Linked DNA regions of Homo sapiens: regions 2 and 3 are each linked to region 1. Evidence: read pairs that join two places in POLR2A ChIA-PET (ENCODE). Cell type or tissue: K562. All regions are shown on one strand. Region 1 has its middle 48 kb from the start of FUBP3. Region 2 overlaps FUBP3 (far upstream element binding protein 3). Region 3 overlaps FUBP3 (far upstream element binding protein 3).

Region 1 (4,000 bases):
CAAGTCTCTCTTCAGCTTTTTTTGTTTGTTTCATTTTCTTTGAGATGGAGTCTCGCTCTGTCACCCAGGCTGGAGTGCAGTGGCGTGATCTCAGCTCACTGCAATCTTAGTCTCCAGGGCTCAAGGGATCCTCCCACCTCAGCCTCCCAAGTAGCTGGGATTACAGGCATGCACCACCACGCCAGACTAATTTTTGTATTTTGGTAGAGATGGGGTTTCGCCATGTTGTCCAGGCTGGTCTCAAACTCCTGGACTCAAGTGATTCACCCACCTCAGCCTCCCAAAGTGCTGGGATTACAGGCGTGAGCCACTGGGCCCAGACTTAAGGTTTTACCTAATTAAGTCCAGCCTAACCCTTTCAATGAACTCAAAATGAACTGCCTTGAGATCTAAATTACACCTGCAAAACTCCTTCAGCTTTATCATCTCAGCCAAAAGCACATCCCTAGTCCCACCCACAGTCAAAAGGAGGGGTTACAAAGAGTGTACATACCAAAGGTTAAAAATCAGTGGGAGTCAGCCAGGGATGGTGGCTCATGCCTACAGTCCTAGCTACTTGGGAGGCTGAGGCGGGAGGATCTCTTGAGCCCAGGAGTTCAAGACCAGCCTGGGCAACATAGCAAGACTCCATTCTTTTAAACAAAAATTACAGGGGTCACTTTAGGGTCTGTCTGCCACAAATGGTAATGACAATTCTAACCTCTTCAACCCCAATTAAAAATTAATCATTTACTAAAAACTTACGAATTCATTAATTAATTGTGTCAGACTCCTTTTATCTTTTTTCTTTTTTCTTTTTTTTTTTTTGAGATGGAGTCTCGCTCTGTCACCCAGGCTGGAGTGCTGTGGTGCGATCTCAGCTCACTGCAACCTCTGCCTCCCGGGTTCAAGCGATTCTTCTGCCTCAGCCTCCTGAGTATCTGGGATTACAGGCACAGCCACCATGCCCGGCTAATTTTTGTATTTTTGGTAAAGATGGGGTTTTACCATGTTGACCAGGCTAGTCTCAAACTCCTGATCTCAAATGACCCGCCCGCCTAGGCCTCCCAAAGTGCTGGGATCACAGGCATGAGCCGCCGCGCCCGGCCTGCATCATATTTCATTATGGGAATGCACCACGATTTATTTCACAACTTCTGTTGACAGATATTTGGGTTGCTCCCAGTTTCTGGCTATTGAAATAGAGCTGCTAGCACGTGGGATTCTGGATCAGATTTTAGACAATCCAAAGACATTAATGAAAAAACTGATGAAATCAAAGTCTGTAGTTTAATTAGTAATATTGCACCCATGTTAATTTCTTAGTTTTGACAAATGGGCCATGGTTATAGAAGATGTTAACTGTAGAAGAAAGTGAATGATGAGTATACAGGGGCTCTCGGCACTATCCTTGCAACTTTTCTATAAAGCTAAAATTATTCTGGGCCCAGGCGTGGTGGCTCACATCTGTAATCCCAGCACTTTAGGAGCCAAGGTTGGAAGATCACTTGAGGCCAGGAGTTCAAGGCCAGCTTGGTCAACAGAGGGAGACCCTGTCTGTACAGAACAAATAATAATAAAAATAATTCCAAAATAAAAATTTTTATAAAAATAAGTAAATAAAGCTAATAGCAAACATCTGCTACAGGCCACGGAGGAGTAGTGGGTATACAACTAGCCCTTGATGGAATCTATGAGGCTACTCTGTTCGGTGCAAGACCATAGATTCAGACTGTGCAAGACCACAATCCCTGAGAGAAGGGAAACCCATGAAGTGAGCCCCACAATCACCAGATCTCTGCCTGGGGCCAATTTCCCAGCCACAGACCAGAGAGCAGGGATCCAAGCTGCAGTCATCCTGCTGAGCTGGGAGGCAGAGATAAGGACACGGAGCTACTGAGGCCGCAGGGTCTGCAGGGCTGGAGGAAAGGATGATGCCAGGGCTGGGTTTCTTTTTTTTTTTCCTTTCTTTCTTTCTTTCTTTCTTTTTTTTTTTTTTTTTTTTGAGACAGAGTTTCGCTCTTGTTGCCCAGGCTGGAGTGCAATGGCGCGATCTCGGCTCACCGTAACCTCCACCTCCAGGATACAAGCAATTCTCCTGCCTCAGCCTCCCGAGTAGCTGGGATTACAGGTATGTGCCACCACATTCAGCTAATTTTGTAATTTTTAATAAAGACGGGGCTTCTCCATGCTAGTCAAGCTGGTCTCGAACTCCCAACCTCAGGTGATCCACCCACCTCGGCCTCCTAACGTGCTAGGATTACAGATGTGAGCCACCATACCTGGATCTTTTTTTTTTTTTTTTTTTTTTTTTTTTTTGAGACAGAGTCTTGCTCTGTCACCCAGGCTGGAATGCAGTGGCACCATCCCAGCTCACTGCAACCTCCGCCTCCCAGGTTCAGGCGATTCTCCTGCCTCAGCCTCCCAAGAAGCTGGGACTATAGGCATGTGCCAAACCTGGCTAATTTTTGGATTTTTAGTAGAGATAGGGTTTTGTTATGCTGGCCAGTCTGGATTCAAACGCCTGAGCTCAGGCAATCCGCCCACCTTGGCCTACCAAAGTGGTAGGATTACAGGCATGAGCCAGCATGCCCAGCCTCAGGCTGGGTTTCTAAGCAAGTCTTTGACTATGGCCTGGGGGGCACACACTCAGGACAAGACGACTTGAGGCTTTCCAGAGAGCAGCTGCTGTGAGTGCAGTGTGGGACCAGATCCTTGAAGACCCCCTGGGGGAAAAGAGGCGGGATGGCAGAGGAAAGGGTGGGAGCGGATCACACAGGTCCCTGAGGGCTGAGAGGAGGGTTTGGCTTTTGCTCCAAGCAAAGTGAAGACACCAAATGGTTTGGGCAGAGGAGTGCCCTGCCCTGCCATTGATAAAGGGCCCCGCTGGCTGCTGAGTGAAGAGCCTGTTAGATCTGTGGTGGGGGCTCGGGTCAGAGCCGAGGGTGGAGGTGGCTGTCAGTGTCAGAGCGGAAGCCACTCCAAAGGTGGAGCCCATCAACTGGACCTGGGGGTGGGAGGAAGACAGGAGCCAGGAGGGCTCCAAAGTTCTGGCCTGTTGATTTCCGAGACACTTGGCTTTTCCTTTTTTCTCCTTTTGAAAACCAGTTAATAGACGCTTGGCTTTTTCTTACAGCAGGTGTGCATTACCATTGCAATGAGAAAACCCCAAAAAGACATACCTTTTACTGGAGGGGGAGAAGGCATTCTCCATGTTGAAAGCATTCTCCACTCCTTTCCCGAGGGGAGCCATGAAGGAGACACGCGTCTTTCCCAGGTGCCCCCCATTGCCCAGTGGTCTGCCCCGTCTGCTGCACAAGGTTTGTCTCTGTCTCTTGCTCCTTCTTCCCGCTATGTGTGTCCCTCCTGTCCTCCAGCCCCTGAACAGGTGCTGCAGGGATGGACAATGGGGAAGAGCCAGCACTGGGGCTGGGTGGGGGTGGATGAGGGGTGCAAGAAGTTCAATGAAAGACTTGCCTTTGGTTAAAACAAATTTTTTTTTTTAAAAGAGCATCTTTCTCCCCTATCCGAGCAAGGATGGCCTTTGGGACCACCAATGCTTGTGACTACGACTTGCAGAACAGAGACCTCTCTTGGTCTCACTCCTGCGCCCAGCCTCTTGTGGCCTCACTGGCCCTGGCTGTGGTCCCTCCTGCCCCTCAGGGGTCCCTTCCCACCTCAGAACCTTCCTTTTTTTTTTTTAGACGGAGTCTTGCTCTGTCGCCCAGGCTGGAATGCAGTGGCGCCATCTCGGCTTACAGCAACCTCCACTTCCCGGGTTCAAGAGATTCTCCTGCCTCACCCTCCTGAGTACCTGGGATTACAGGCGTGTGCCACCATACACCGCTAATTTTTTTTTCATATTTTTAGTAGAAACAGGGTGGCCGGGTGCGGTGGCTCAAGCCTGTAATCCCAATACTTTGGGAGGCCGAGGCAGGCAGATCACGAGGTCAAGAGATTGAGACCATCCTGGCCAACATGGTGAAACCCCGTCTCTACTAAAAATACAAAAATTAACTGG
Region 2 (4,000 bases), 77 kb after region 1:
TCTCAGGAAAAAAAAAAAGCTGATGTGTATTGCAAAGTTGCATGTATTTCCCAGTGCAGTTTTGTTTCTTTTGGAGGAGAAAAAAAAAATGAAATCTTTTTTTCTTCACTAATAGGGAAAAATGTGTCTGATCACCTTTTTTTGTGTTATTGTTTGTTTGATTGATTGATTTTTAAGATTGTTCTGCTCTGTCACCCAGGCTGGAGTGCAATGACACGATCCCAGCTCCCTGCAACTTCCACCTCCCCGGTTCATTGTGCATCAGCCTCCCGAGTAGCTGGGATTACAGATGTGCACCACCACACCCAGCTAATTTGTGTATTTTTTTTTTTTTTACTAGAGACAGGGTTTTGCCATGTTGGCCAGGCAGGTCTCGAACTCCTGGCCTCAAGTTATCTGCCTGCCTTGGCCTCCCAAAGTGCTGGGATTACAGGCATGAGTGACAGCACCTGACCTGACCTCCTTTTTTTTTTTTTTTAAGATTATTATTAAAATTGGCAGAGTATTACTCTTCAGAAAGAATTTATGATATCGTAGGATGACTCACAGCCCAGGCAGTTCGTATTATATAGTGCACAAGGGAAACGAGAACTACACCTGTATATGCTGGAATTGCTCCAACGGGACCTTTAGAAGCAAGAAGATGCATTGTCAACCAGCACACACCATTAGTGGAAACAGGACTGATTTTACCCAGCATTTTTCCTTTTTTACAGGAAAATGAGTGTAGTTCCATTCAATTGAATATGATAGGTGTTCCCATCTGCCTCCTTAGTGTGACCCCTCCTCATTGCGAAGACTGAGGAGAGGTTCCTGTTCCTGGAGTTGGACATAGAAGTTGGCCATATGAGTACCCAGCGCCCCTGATCTAACTGCTGGTTTTCATTTTTAGGCAGCAAATGGGAATGTTCCGAAGGGAATGAAACTGCAATCACATGTTTCAGCCTTGGGTGGACTCCAGCATTTGCATGGAGGAGGGAGATGATTTATCCTTCCTAAGCATCTGCCAGCTCAGAGTTGACTCTGGACTTGAACCTGATTTCCTCTCAGTGATGCGGCTCTCAGCAGCCCATCTATCTGTGGGATGATAGTGTGAACATTTTCATCTCTGGTCATTATGAGTGCCTCCACCGTGGCTGGCAGGAATGGTGTCATGTGCGTGGCACCTGTAACACATACTTTGCCAACAAAAAGGAATTGCCATTTTTGTGATGAGCACAAAATTTCAAATGGCTTTTGAACAGGAGCCCTCTGAATATTCTTGTGAATCTCAGGAAGTTCTTTATGGTAGCACTGCCCTTTGTTTCTGTGGCTTTTCTGGCTGAGACAGAAATTTCTGAAGATCATCGGCCCTTTGACATCCTTTACCAAACAACGCAGTGGACCAGAACCCACGGTGCGGCCTCATTCCCCCAGCTGAGGAATGCTGAGCACCTCTCCTCTGTGTTCTCATCATTTCAAGACATTTTAGTTCTTCTGGCTTCAGTAGATTCTTTACCCACTAAGAGGGGAATTCTGATAGCAATCAGGGAAGCTGAGCTTGACCCATAAATAGGAACAGCTAACCAAGCTCACAGGTACTCTGTCGTTGACATTCTCCTTTGGTGTGTTTCTTTTCCTCCCCACTGCCCTATGTGGCCAACATACCTCCCTCAGGAATGTCTCAGCCCCAACATTATTCAGGGGCTGAGTCTGTGGTGAGGATTTCTTTCCTGACCTGGTGATTGTCCAGTTTTCATGCAGAATGGGAGTTGTGAACACTACCTGTTCCAAGCAAGAATGTTTGTTATATTCAAACAGATAGGCAAAGAGAAAATTTTAAGAGTCAGTAAAAAACAATTCTCTTATCCCTGAGATAAGCAGATTAATAGTGTCTAGTGTCAATATTTTGGCTGTAGACCATTATCTTGTTATTGATCCAGAAGAAATATGGTATTGACTTAGTAGCTTCGTTTGCTTTTTGCTAGCATTGTTTTGCTTTGCTTTTTCTTCTTTTTAAATGTCACGGTCTGCTTTTTTTCCTTTGTCTCTTTACTGTCCAGTCGGAGAATGACAGCAGTGAGTTTGAGCACAAGCAGAGCAGTTGGCTCCCTGTTCTGATTCAGATGGAGTTCAATTGTCAAACCATTTCATTCTCTGTCCTCAAGTGGGTGTAATCGATCCTTTGCGACTTAGCTCATGTCCTTAGAATAACTTTCCCCAAAGACGTATTTCTGAATGCCCTTTTTAGCATGTTGTAAGGTGCATTTGGTTCTTTGTGATATGTTTAGGATTTGTATTTTTTCATTGTCTGCTGACTGTGTTTCCTGAGCTGCATTTTCCAAAAGAGAAACACTACAGAATCATTTTTGCTGATGGCTGGTGAAGGAGAGACACTCATCAATAGCTGAAAGAGGAGAAACTGGAACAAAAAGTGTAGCTAAAGTGGTTTTGTGGGAATGTGATTACAGAGTTGGTTTTAATAATAAGAGGCTGTTTGGCACCGTTGTCTTTGTGAAATGGGCTTGAAAGGCAGTTGCTCATTCTTAGTGTCCGCTGCACATGGACTGCTCTGGTGGGTCCGTGACGAGGCCTGTGGAGGTAGGAGGCTGGATCCTCTCCTTCAGATGCTTATGGTCTTGGGGGTGGGGGGGCCGGCGAGGGGGGCACCAGGGGGCGTCTCCTCCCCCGTGGCCAGGAGGAGCATATGTGCGTGTTCCTCATGACTACAGCTGCTGTGGAGCAGTCCTTAACAATGCATCCAAGGAGGGTAAATCTTCTCATTTGTTTTTAAAAGAGAAAGAAGGATCTCTTTCCATCTTTACATTGAGTTTGGATCCAGAGCAGGAGGGAGGTAGGAAGTTAGAGGGATTTAGGCTAGCAGGATTTTCTCCCAGGCCTCACAGCATGTGGACACACAGATCAATTTCTTATCCTGTGTTCAGCTGGACACTGGGTTACAGACTGTGTTGATCAAGATGTCCCCTCCTGTTTCATATCATATAACGCATTCATTTCAGCCACTGAGCCTAAATTACTGTTTGCTTTCTTTCTGCCTTTCTTTTCCACCCCACCCGAAATGGTAAGAATGGTAAGGATGAAGTTAGTTTATCCGTGCTAATGCTTTGATTTTTTTTTTCTCTTTCTCTTTGCCACAGTAGGTAACCAGTTAGGGGCCTTGGTACATCAAAGGTAAGCAGTGGGTTACGTTTTATTATTTATTGATCATTTCTAATTGTTTATTGATCCACCATCTGTACTAGAGTGCTAGAAAGTCAGAGGTTGAGAATGTGAAAAAGCATGGGTTAGGCTTCTTTAAGACTCGAGTTTTTTGCTAGCCATTTCTAAGATAGTGTCAGCTCAGGGATAAACTAATACAAGGCATTAAAAATCAGCCATTATTGCAGTAACTTAAAATACTTGTAGAAGATTGGAGTTGCTCTTTCTACCAATGTACATTTAATTTAAAAGGAGAGAATGAGATTTTCCCACCTGGTTTTGTGGTGTTGCCAGTATTTTATTAATCCTTAACCCCTTCACCTGAGAAGAGACACCTCGAAGTGTGAGGGTCAGACACTCACAAGAGAATGCTTTGGGTGCCCAGGGAGTATGGGTGGGTGGCTAGTGCGTGGTGAGGAGGCCAGAAGCCAGGGTTCCATCCTTCCGAAGTGGTAGGGACTTGCCAGAGAGCCTCAGCCCAGCTAATTCTCTGTTTCTGTGTCCCCTCATAGCCTTCTGTCAAACGTAGAAGATTTAGAGAGATACAGAAAGAGCCCTGAGTTTTACAAAGGCCAATCTGTAAGATGGGGTATGTGTGGTCATAGTGTATCGCCCTTCAAACAGGGAAAAATATACAAGAAACTGCCACAGTTTCTCTTCTGGAAGGATGAATTTTGTGCTATGTATCTGTTGCTGTAACATATCCTTAACCTTCTATCAGCAAAACAATTCTGTCATCTTGTATTCTGCCTAGGTGTTTGGGAGTTTCTAGAAATCACCGGTCATCAGTTAAACAAAAGTT
Region 3 (4,000 bases), 69 kb after region 1:
TCATCCCTATTTGGCCTAGGGAATCACTAACACCAGTCAAATATAAAAAGATCACAGCGTACTATTTTGGATAAGTAGTTTAAATGGTTATCTTAGTTCCAGTGGCCCTGGGGTGGATTTTCTGTTTTGTGGTCATAAACACTTTGTAAATACACACGAATTTTTACAATCAAGTGAGTGCCATCCCCTTAAAATCTTCAGTGTGAGTCTAAAGAATTTTCCCCCAAAGGCTCCCACATCTAAAAACAGTGGCCATCTCCTCTTAGAATTCCTAGAGATGCCCAGCATGGTGGCTCACACCTGTAATCCCAGCTACCCAGGAGGCTGAGGTGGTGGGAAAGCTTGAGCCCAGACATTCGAGGCCAGCCTGGGCAACATAGCAAAACCGTATTTCCGAAAAATAAATAAGGCCGGGCACTGTGGCTCACGCCTGTAATCCCAGCACTTTGGGAGGCCAAGGCAGGCAAATCACGAGGTCAGGAGATTGAGACCATCCTGGCTGACACGGTGAAACCCCGTCTCTACTAAAAATACAAAAAATTAGCTGGATGTCATGGCACGCGCCTGTAGTCCCAGCTGCTTGGGAGGCTGAGGCAGGAGAATCACTTGAACCTGGGAGACGGAGGTTGCAGTGAGCCAAGATCGCACCACTGCACTCCAGCCTGGGCAACAGAGTGAGACTCCATCTCAAAAAATACATATATACATATATAGATACACATATATACACACATATATACACATATATATAAGTATATGTGTGTGTGTGTGTGTGTGTGTGTATATATATATATATGTAAAGTTTTTTTTAATATGCTAGGCAGTGGAACAAGGGAAAGGATTTGTTCCTGATATAGAAAGGGATTTGGGTTAGTTGTGTTTCAGAGAGTGGCAGTTTTGAGCCACTTGTCAGAACGCTGTTCATGAGTCTGCTTAGAACCCAGAGCAGAATTTAGAGCTCAGTTTGAAAGCTTGCCTGAATGCCTGTCCGTGGGAAGAGCAGTCACCAGTCACTCCACCGCCCTCCAGCTTTGGATCAGGCCATTTTAACCTTCACTGTCTTCAATCTTGATACCCACATGTTCCAGCAGTCTTTGATATGCATCCTTGGCACCCCACCAGTTCAGGAATCTGCCTTCTGGTCTCAGTTGTGGCACCTTTTTCATCCAGTACTTCTCTCATGTTTCAACTGGAGCCTCTCCCTGCAGTCAGTCCAACCAGTTTCATTCCTCCAGTAACCAGGGAGGTGCAGATCTTGCAACCTGGCCATTGCCTGCCCTCCCGCTTGGCTCCTCCCGTGCACCTCCTGTGCTCCTCCTGTGTAGCAGCCTGGCTGCCTGTCTCCTCTCTCCCCTCACCCAGCTCTTAACCTGCCCAACTCCTGCTCAGCCAACTTCTTCCTAGAAACCTGTCCTCTTCCTTATCTTTTGACTTTCTTCGGGGCTCAGCCCACATGCCACCTAGCCTCTTGGTCTTCTCTCTACCTTTTCCTTCCTTCCTCCCTCCCTCCCTCCCTCCCTCCCTCTTTCCCCCTCTTTTCCCTTTTTCACACACCCACCTGACCAGTGAATATTAAGTCATATCCTTCTCTGAATTTCTAAAGCAGTGTATTTGCCCTCTGCTCAGGGCAGACCTTCCTTCCGCGGTTACTGGGTCCCGCTGTGCACCTCTCCTAGCAGAGCCTACGTGATGTGGCCATAAAGACTGGCTTCATTTCCCATGGACTCTTCATGCTCAAGTTCTCCCATGTTTTTCATGCTCAAGTTCTCCCGTGTTTCCTACGATTTGCATTTTTAAATTTTGGGAAAAGTAAGTTCCAAATTTAAGACAATAGTATTAGCTAAGTGATTTAGAAGTGCGAATTTAAATGTAATCTAAATTAGAGGTTGGCAAGCTTTTCTTTCTTTTTTTTAAAGACAGGGTCTCACTCTTGCTGAGGCTGGAGTGCAGTGGGGCAGTCATGGTTCACTGCAGCCTCTATCCCCCAGGCTCAGGTGATCCTCCCACCTCAGCCTCCTGGGTAGCTGGGACTGCACTGCACCTGGCAACAAGCTTTTTTATAAAGGACCTGATAGTAAGCATTTTAGGGGCCAGGCATGGTGGCTTATGCCTATAATCCCAGCACTTTGGGAGGCCGAGGTGGGAGGATTGCTTGCGTCCAGGAGTTTGAGACCAGCCTGGGCAATATAGCAAGACCCCATCTCTACAAAAAAATGAAAGAAGATTAGCTGGGTGTGGTGGTGCATGCCTGCAGCCCCAGCTACTCAGGAGGCTGAGGTGGGAGGATTGCCTGAGCCTGGGAGGTCAAGACCACAGTAAGCAGTGATCGCACCACTGCACTCCGCTTGGGTGACATAGTGATCTCAGAACAAACAAAAATAAATTTAAGCTTGCAGGCTATGTATCCCACCTACTAAGCTACGCTATTGGAGTTCAAAAACAGCTGTAGCATCTACATAAACAAAGAGCATGGCTGTGAGCCAATAAGATATTTCACCGAAACAGGCAGCTGGCCCTCAAGCTTAATTTGCCAGCCCTCAACTAAAATCAGCCTCATCAGTTGATGAAAACATTTTCTTCATCTTTAGTTAGGGAAGTATATAGAGAGTACCCCTCCCCCAGTTTCTTTAAACAAGTCTCCCGTCTCATGGTTCACTGTCCAACTGCCCTAACCACCTGAAACAAGTGCTTTCTCATGTTTGCCCAGAGCTGATGGACAGACAGAGAAGTCACTTCCCATTTGTCCCTCTGTATCTCTCCTGATCAAAGATCAAAGCCTTTCCAGTTTTCTTCCTCAGGAGCATTTTTAGGAGCTTTTTTAGTTGAACTAAGCAGGCCTCATACTCCCCCTGCATTCTGTGTAGTGGGTGGCACCAAAACCAGGACTTCAGGAGAGTACAGCACTGTCCTCACCACTGGGGTGGCGGGGGTAAGGCCATGCAAGGGGCTTTGAAACTATGCCTGCCTCTTCACTCAAAGACTCGTCTTTGCTATTTATGTAGCACCTTTTTTTTTGTCCTTTTTATTCTTTTTACTTCATGACCTGCTGAAGAACAGCACCTTTTATAGTACCACACTTTCTACTTTTGATAATACAGTTGTTCCCCATTTATTCATGACTTCGTTTTCCACGGTTTCAGTTACCCACGGTCAACCACTGCCGAAATTATTAAATGGAAATTTTAGAAATAATTCCTAATTTTTTTTTTTTTTTTTTGAGATGGAGTCTTGCTCTGTCACCCAGGCTGGAGTGTAGTGGTGCGATCTTGGCTCACTGCAACCTCTGCCTCCCAGGTTCAAGTGATTCTCCTGCCTCAGCCTCCCAATTAGCTGGGATTACAGGCGTGCGCCACCACAACTAGCTAATTTTTGTATTTTTAGTAGAGATGGGGTTTCACCATGTTGGCCAGGCTGGTCTTGAACTCCTGACCTCGTGATCCACCTGCCTCGGCCTCCCAGAGGGCTGGGATTACAGGCGTGAGCCACCGCACCCAGCCAATTCCTAATTTTTAAATTGTACACCATTCTGAGTAGCATGTGTATCCACACTGTATACACTACCCACTCACCAATGTATAGGAAAAAATGTAGCGTATACAGGGTTCGGTACTCTCCATGGCTTCAGCCACCTACCAGGGGTCTTGGAACATATCCCTCATGGATGAGGGGGAACTGCTGTATTCTTACGGGGTAAAGGACGAATTCTTGGGCGTTCTGTCAAATGAATTATTTGCAGGAAGAGTGAAATAGACTATTTCTGTGATCCTTTCCAAGCTTTGTTTCAGTACTTGTGGCATAGGGCAAGGACAGAAAAGGAAGACAGGAGGGAGGAAAAGACGTTTGAAAATCCCAGACCTCAAGGAGAGACAGGAGATAGGAGGTACAAGTGCTAGCGGTGGTGAGAGCCATGATGCCCGGACCCCTGCCTGTGACCTGCACCCCAGGCAGGTGCTGAGGCCACCAGTCTCCACTCTGGAAAGAGGGAAGTGAATCTCAGAAG

Evidence for each region. ChIA-PET counts read pairs that join two places held together with the same protein. Peaks named below come from ENCODE experiments on the same cell type or tissue, not always from the same donor. Only the 100,000 strongest peaks of a DNase experiment are listed, where the experiment ranks them.
Region 2: POLR2A ChIA-PET joins it to region 1 with 7 read pairs; 5 of 35 experiments call an interaction of 5 or more read pairs at or near these places.
Region 3: POLR2A ChIA-PET joins it to region 1 with 6 read pairs; 5 of 35 experiments call an interaction of 5 or more read pairs at or near these places.

Annotation. Positions count from the first base shown.
Region 1 is chr9:130,530,020-130,534,019 of GRCh38, forward strand. No RefSeq gene overlaps it. Among named protein-coding and RNA genes, the nearest start is that of FUBP3, 48 kb to the right of the region's middle. In K562, no CTCF peak of the experiment used is centred here; a DNase peak (open chromatin) is centred at 1,832.
Region 2 is chr9:130,606,817-130,610,816 of GRCh38, forward strand. FUBP3 (far upstream element binding protein 3) reads left to right here. Exons shown (of 19, transcript NM_003934.2): 3 at 3,138-3,171. Among named protein-coding and RNA genes, the nearest start is that of MIR6856, 17 kb to the right of the region's middle. In K562, no CTCF peak of the experiment used is centred here; no DNase peak of the experiment used is centred here.
Region 3 is chr9:130,598,603-130,602,602 of GRCh38, forward strand. All of the region lies in intron 2 of FUBP3 (far upstream element binding protein 3), which reads left to right. Among named protein-coding and RNA genes, the nearest start is that of FUBP3, 21 kb to the left of the region's middle. In K562, no CTCF peak of the experiment used is centred here; no DNase peak of the experiment used is centred here.